2 separate regions of the Homo sapiens genome follow, and region 2 is linked to region 1. A link is an interaction called in ENCODE POLR2A ChIA-PET data of the cell type or tissue named here. Cell type or tissue: MCF 10A. All regions are shown on one strand.

What was found. ChIA-PET counts read pairs that join two places held together with the same protein. Peaks named below come from ENCODE experiments on the same cell type or tissue, not always from the same donor. Only the 100,000 strongest peaks of a DNase experiment are listed, where the experiment ranks them.
Region 2: POLR2A ChIA-PET joins it to region 1 with 6 read pairs; 1 of 35 experiments calls an interaction of 5 or more read pairs at or near these places.

What each region holds. Positions count from the first base shown.
Region 1 is chr7:42,676,373-42,680,372 of GRCh38, forward strand. The region is part of intron 1 of LINC01448 (long intergenic non-protein coding RNA 1448); the gene reads right to left. Among named protein-coding and RNA genes, the nearest start is that of LINC01448, 28 kb to the right of the region's middle. In MCF 10A, no CTCF peak of the experiment used is centred here; DNase peaks (open chromatin) are centred at 1,649 and 2,089.
Region 2 is chr7:42,271,039-42,275,038 of GRCh38, forward strand. No RefSeq gene overlaps it. Among named protein-coding and RNA genes, the nearest start is that of GLI3, 36 kb to the left of the region's middle. In MCF 10A, a CTCF peak has its summit at 2,437; DNase peaks (open chromatin) are centred at 2,463 and 3,203.

The DNA of each region.
Region 1 (4,000 bases):
AGCCATGTGCAGACTAATGTAGCTAATGTGCTCTCCAGCTCTCCTCTGTGACCATCCACAAGCACCTGTCCCTAGAAGTACTCCTGACAAAGATGCTCACAGCTGGCATGGAGCCCAAAGCTAGTCCTCTTCATAAGGGTACCTTTAAAAAGCCTTTAGGCTGGTTCTCTTCTCCCATGTCTGTGCACTTTGAAAAATTCAAGCATCCTTGCCATGCACCTGACCTTTGTCCTTACCCTGCAATTGCACCTGCTCAATCCAGCTTCCTGCCATCAGGACTCTCCAGGTCAGAAGTGAGCATTGCTGTCCACACTCACAAACACCACAAGTTTTCAGAGACACACAAAATTATCCTGAGAACTCCCTCACCAATCTTCCTTCTGCTGGACTGGAAGCCCTGGGGAAGGCCTGCAGACACCATAGCTCAGCAAATCACCTCACTGTGGAGGGAAATGCAGGCTTCTTTTCTCTCAGCAACCACAATTTCCATCCACAGTTTTCTTAGAGCCCTTCTCATCTGGTTTGAGGGACGGGAAATGCTGGGCAGTCCCCACTTAGGCAACAATGCAACATGAAAACTGCTAAAACTTCCTCCACTACATTTAACTCCCCTTAACATTTATACTCTTCTCTTTCTATAAATATTTGACAGTGGAACAGGGACTTGTAAGACTACTTTGGCTATCTCTTAACAATTCCTGGGGAAGATATGCGCATTTGGAAGAATATGAAGTACTTTTCAATCCTTGTCCTCAGCCTGGGGCCTTCAACGGAAGTGTTAGATGACAGAAAAAGTCTAATGGATGTCTTATTACATATGAGGCATGTATGTGTCCTTACATGTATTCCTTACATGTATACCCCAGCTCATCTCAAAAAGGTTGTATGCAGCTGCAGAGATGCATAAAACACAACAGAACAAAGATAAGACTCAGAAAAAAACCTATCTGGTACTATAAAGATACTGCAGATACATCTGAAGATTTTTGAGCAAAAGAGTGACATGATGAAAAAACATGTTTTAGAAAGATGGAGAAGATGAAGAAGGCTTTGTGGAACACGTATCAGGACTAAGTAGTGGAAATGCTTATAGGATGTAGATGGGCTTTGCTGTTCTGCTAAAGCAAGGCACAATGTGTTCAAGAAGACACACTTGAGGGCTACTACTCTTTTCCAATGTCAGGTCTCAAATATTAATGCCTGGGCAATTTCCTGCATAATATACTCCACAGAGTCAGCAGTGTTGTACAGGTGAGAATCACTGGGCAGGCATTGGATGATAGCAGTCAAAATCTGGGTGCTTGCTAATTGTACTTTAATATGAGAGAGAGAGCACGAGAGAGAGAGAGAGAGATCACACAAATGAATCAGCACTAACTGCACTCTCACCCAAGCTCTGCCCAAAGGCAGTCCTTGCCAGATAACCAGCACTATATTAGATTTTGAAAAACAGTGCAGCAGTGTCAGCTTCCATGATAAATCATCCTTTCAGGCTCTTAGAGCAGAACAAACACCTTGACTTTCCTGCCATGGATGATGCTTGCTCTCTCTCAAGTCCTGAGTCACCCTGGAGCATCTCCAAATGTGGACTCAGAGGCAGTTAGAAGATAGTCAAGAAAGCAGTGGCACCAGGCTGACATATTTCTGGGGAGTCGAAGCTGGACTGTCTAATTATCCTTCACCACACTCCGTGGAGCTCTCTGTGGTTCCCAGCCTGACTGCCTTCAAATGGTACCAGGCAATCCCCTGGAACTTTTTGCAGCTATTCCTTACAGCTGTGAAGACAGCTCTTTGGGTGATATCCAGCCTGCTGAATCATTCATTTCCTGTTCTTGATCTCAGAAAGTTCTGTTTGATGTTGTTTTCTCAAGACCATCATTTTAAAGGAAGCAATATTTTATATAATGCAGCTTTGTGGGCTTAGGCACTAAAACCAGATTATTTTGAATATGGCTTACCCTTATAATCATTTTCCTATGTAGAATTCTGGGTGCTGAGAATAACTCTACCATGATCCTCCCATGACATGAGGATGTTGGATGTTATAGGCAGGATTCCCAGTTCTGTTTACGCTATAAAGTTGAAGACATTGCTCAACTTGTCAGTAACAAGTCAGGAGAAGTTGCCATTTGTAAAAGTGTCAGATGTATTTGCTAGTGCAACCCAAGAATCTGCTGTGTGGGTGTTTCCAAGACTTCCATCTTATGAGAGCACTCTTCTCTTTAATGTTAAAATAAAAATGAGTTTATTCCCCATCCCTCACTTAGTCAACTCCCTGCATTTCTCAGGAATCTCAGGGACTTTCCATTTCTCACAGTTACTCCCTCTTCTAATATCCTCCTTCTGTTTAACTATCTTTCACTTGGATTCTCAATGCTTACATCTGCTATTTCTCTCCACTCTGCATCAAACGAAATGTGAAAACATGGATGCTTTTCCATGATTAAAACTGTTAATCAACTTTAATGTTAAAGTTCTTAACTTAAACAACTTTAATTTTGATAAAACTACCATCTTTGGGTAGTTTTAACAAAATTTATTAAGGAGTCAGAGGTAAAGGAGCATATGACTGAACACTGCCTATTAGTCCATATGCGACCCTCCTGATCCTAGAAGTCTCCTGGCCATTTCCCCCCGGGAAGCATCTCACTGGCTGACCCCTGCCTTCTACAGCCTTCCATGCAGCTGGCCCTGCTTCCTGTTCATCCAGAGCCCTCTCACTCTTTCCTTCTTAAGTTACCATGAAAAATTTAAATGCTCCTTGTTTTAATCGGCAACCAATATAGTGCTCTTTGTCTTACTCTTCCTCCCTCTAGATCAAGGTCTGGGGTCTATTTCCTCACCAAAAATTCAACAATAATCAATCATACTGCCAGACAAACTTTGTTTCCCTACTCCTACCTCCTACATTAGTCGTAAAATTATTAGATTTTAAAACATTTAGATACTGTAATGTATCTACTCTCATTAGAAATCAGATAAAGAACACAGAAGGACTCAGTTTCAAAATACTGTAATGTATCTATTCTCATTAGAAATCAGATACAGAGCACAGAAAAATTCAGTTTCAAAACTTATTAATCTCTATTATGAACAATTATATGCCAATATATTTAAAAACCTAGAGGAAATGGCTAAATTCCTGGACACATACAACCTGCCAATATTGAACCAAGAAGAAATAGCAAGACTGAACAGACCAAAAACAAGTAATGAGATTGAACCAGTAATAAAAACTTCCCAACAAAGAAAAGTCCAGGACTGGATGACTTCGTAGCTGAATTCTACTGAACTCTTAAAGAATTAATACAAATTCTTCTATTCTAGGAGGCCAGTGTAACTTTGATACCAAAACCAGACAAGGACACGAAAATGAAAGAAAACTCTAGACCAATATCCCTAGTGAACATAGAGACAAAAATTCTCAACAAAATACTAGCAAACTGAATCCAACAGCACATCAAAAAGATCACACACAATGATCAAGTAGAATTCATCCTATGGATGTAAGGATGTTTCAACATAAGCAAATCAATAAACACGATACATCACATCAGCAGAATTATAAGGACAAAAATTATATGATCATCTCAACAGCTGCAGAAAAAGCACTTGACAAAATTCAACATCCCTTCATAGTAAAAACCTTCAATAAATTAGGTATAGAAGGAAAGTACCTCAACATAATGAGGGCCACATATAACAAACTAAAATCATACAGAATGAGAACAAAATCTTACCACTCTTATTCAGTATAGTACTAGAAGTCCTAGCCAGAGCAGTTAGGCAAGAGAAAGAAATAAAGGACATCCAAATTGGAGAAGAGGAAGTCAAAATGTTCCTGCTTGCAGATAAATGATCTTATACATAGAAAAATCTAAAGACTCTACCAAAAAACTCAGAACTGATAAACGAAATCAGTAAAGTTGCAGGATACAAAATCAACAACAAAAATCAGTGGCATTTCTATATAGAGACAACAAACTAGCTGAAAAAAAAA
Region 2 (4,000 bases), 410 kb before region 1:
AAATGGTAACAGGGTCATTGGGTTATACATTTTTACTATTTTTAAATTTTTCTATTACATTATTATATTGTCTTTATAATTAAAACAGCATTATTATTAATCACTTTTATTTTTCCTATTTATAAAAATGCTTACTTTTGAGAACATAAATAATGCTGAAAATCATGAAGAATCCAACTATTAATCTTAATATTGCCATTAGTATTTTAACTTACATTGTTCCATTTTTATGCATTATATATTATATATTATATGTATGTATATGTATACATATACAAAATAAAGCAATAGTATTGCTTTACTATCAATTTACCTCTCAGTCTGCTTCTCGAGCTCTTGGTTTCATATCTCTTCTTTATCTTTGATCTTTTCACAGAAGTCTATTCTCCTTTTCCCAAGAGCTTTAAATTCCTATGTCCTACTGGGAACACCAATCAGCCTTTTTTTGAAATGTTCTCGTGTGTCTTGTCAAAAATAATTACCAGAGGTGAACTGTGCCTCCCAAACTTCCAAATAATACTTTTTCCTTGTGGTGCTGTATTTCCTCCATAGATACTACACCATTATTGTGGTTGTTTTCTCTTTAATTATCCTTAAATATAGTGAGAATCCCCTGCCCCAGACCCTTGGTCCTGTGCACCTGCACTTGGGTCCATGAAGAGTTCTCCCAGATGGAAGGCAGTGGAGCAGGTCAATGCACTCAATTACTTCCCTTTTCTCATTATTCATCTAGTATGATTCTTCTGGATTTAATTGGAAAATTCACCTGTTCTCTGCTCAGTTCTCTCAAAATTAGGGAAACACGTATATTTTATATAAGTATAGACTCTCTTCAACATATACATCCAGGGAAAACTCCCAGCCCAGGGTCCCCTGTCCCAGGCATCTTTATATCTTGACTCCTACCCATAGCATTTTATGTGAAAGGAACTATCTGCCTGTGGGTAAAATGTATTCTCTTCTGCTTCTTACTTAGGCATAGAACACATATGTGAAGAGTTCACTTCAAAGGCTGGGTTTGTGTAGATGCCTGTGATTCACATTGTCAGAGAATTGACTGTAGGGCTACGTTGCTCTTCAGCTTAGTACCGGAACTGAACTGAAGGAAGCAGTTGCCCCTTAGGAGTGGGCAGGAAGCTCCGCCCATGAAACAGATCTGCTTCTCCATTGAACTGGAACCTCTAAACAAATGTAAAAAGGGAATGCCGATAACTCGTGGAGCACTGAATGGATCTGATGAGCATAAATATGTGTGTCAGAAATCAGTGCCTCGGCAGTAATGGCTATACACATTTCCTTTTTCTCTTTTTCCCATCAGTTACAGAACACATATGTCCCAGCTAGAAGTAGACAGTGAGGGAAGTTTGAACCTTCGTCCTACCTACTTTGTTGTAAAGGGAAATCGTATATTTTGAAGGGCAAAGCATGTACAAACTTGTTCTGCATTTCAATCCAGCCACAACTAAATATGCTTGGTAGTAATTTTTAGGAATACATCTAAGAACTTTCCAAAATGTTGCCTGTGATCCTCGTTTTCAGAGCTGCCTAATTTTTTTTTTCTGGTCAGTGTGATAGAACTGTGGGAGAAAAATGTCAAAAATTTATTTTAAAATTGGAGGTCCCTGTTTTCAATTTAAATACTTTGTTAAACATACTTTAAAAAGTCGTGACCTTTTATAACTTCTCACTAAACTTGATGCAGAAACACAAATAATTCTCAAAAAAAATTAGCTGACAGAATCTTTGAGGAATTTTCACAAACTGTTAAGATTAGTGGAGATAGATGGAAGAAAGAGAACTGGTAGCTTGCCCACCCACCACCTTGTTAAGACACAGCATTCTGGCTCATAAAATTGATGGAAGTAAGGATGAAAGACATTTAAACTCTTCTCCACTCTATGACCCCTGACTCAGAGCCATGATTTGACTCAACCAGAGAACCTGGGGGCCATCACTTTACTCTGTGGGTGCCCTTCCCTGCCATAGGCTTCTACATTGTTTCCTGATACTCAGCAGGAATGGAGAACCAGACTAGCAGTGGTACATTGTATTCAAGCAGATACTTAACAGGATAGGCTTTTATTTATGCTGGTGATGGTGATTCACATGTCAGAGAATCGGCCCCAGGACTGGTGGCTCTTGCACTTACTACCAGAGCCCAACTAGAAGCAATTCCCCTTACCCACAAAACAGATCTTTTGCTGGAGGTGTTAAAAAGTGGATTAAACCACCTGCTAAGTGGACTATCCAGGGAAGATCTTCAAGGTACATACAGGCCCAAGTTAAGGTTATGAATCGAAGAGAAAGGTGTTTTGCTTTGTTAATAATGTCAAAGATAAAGAGACAAAGCTGAGAATGAAACATGAGGCAGAAAGCAGTGCACTGCAACTAAAAGCAGCAAGAGGGAGCAAGGATGCCTGAGAGGATGCCTGTGACTCAGTCTAGAACACAGAGGCAAGGAGCTAGAATCTGCCTCCAGGGTGGGGAGGAAGCCATGCACAGCATTCTGGGGAATGACATTCCCACACTTCCTTGGCCAACGGAGAACCTTGGTCTGATTAAAATGATCTGGATGTAAATCTGCCTCTGCATAGTGAGATGACCAGCCAGAGGAGTCAGGAGATGCCTGTTGCAGGGCAACAGAGTCACACATATTTGGCTTCTTTATGGAGCTCATGGGCAAACATAATTTGGATGGGTCTCCATGTGCAACACTGTTTTAGTTATAATGATATATTCTGGAGAACAATATGATTTTGGTAACTTAGAGAACTACCTTTTAAGGCTCCCTGGCATTTTTGTTTTGTTTTGTTTTTTGGTTAAAGACTCTGTTCTCCCCTTCCCCCACAGCCCTAATCTCAGCGTTCTGAAGTAGGCAAAAGCCTCCCTGTCCCTAACTCCCATTATTACTCTTCAGTAGAAAATAACTTTGGGGTAACAAAGAAGGAAGGATAAAATACACAAATAAACTTGGTAGAAGCATATATGAATTGCTTAATATTTACTGTGAAATTATTAACTTCTATGCAAGGTTTTATATTATGAAATTGTGTTCTGTAAACTTAAAAAATAGTCCAGTAATGTTATTACAGTTAACTTCATGGTATAAACAACGCAAATGCACAGGCATTGTACGAAACAAAAAGTGGGATGATTTTCCATATACGTATTAGTAATAGAAAGTGAGTCATGCTTGAATTGCAAAATATGTATGTGGTAAAGGCCAGTAATTTGAAGTTTTATGTCAGAAAAATTGCTGATCTAGCTGTCTCACCACGCTGTGGGAATAACCAATCAACTCACAACATGATCAGGTCAAGAAGTAATTTATACTTAAAAAAGCAAAAAATGGGAGCAATTACAAATTACAATGAATTTAAGATAGCGAAAAGGAAAAATTAATAACAAAGTACCTGGTCCCCCCAAATGGAAAGTTTCCAGTCTGTATGTGTATGCACAGTAGAGTATTTGTAAAGTTAGAGCCTTGTGTGGCTGCTGTATTTAAAAAAGATACTAATTTAGAATTCTCAGTAAACTCAAAGAACTTGCTAATTTTAGTCCATAAATTATCAAATTTTAGTTATATTTAATATCTCAATTAGGAAGTTATAAAAAATAGCTCTAAGTGGTAAGGTTCTATGGAATTATGAGTCAGCCACCAAAAAGAACTCACAAGTGGACTTTCATATCTCTGAGAAGGTCTGTTAGCAGGTCCCCAGAACTATGCTTGGAGAACCCTTGAGCTGATGTGTCCTCAATTTGGGAGGGAAGACAAAGAAAGGTTTTGCTTGGAGTTAGTACCAACCTTTAAGGCAGAGAAAACTTGACCCATGAGGAATGAAATATAGAATGATGTAATATTCCTGGACCACAAATAGAGAATTGCTCTTTAAAGCACCAAAATTTTTAAGAACCTTTTTTTTACTGGAAATTGTTCCAAAGATGTGCACTAATCATTTCTTTGGCTTTTAACTAGCAGGTACTCATACTAATTATGTGG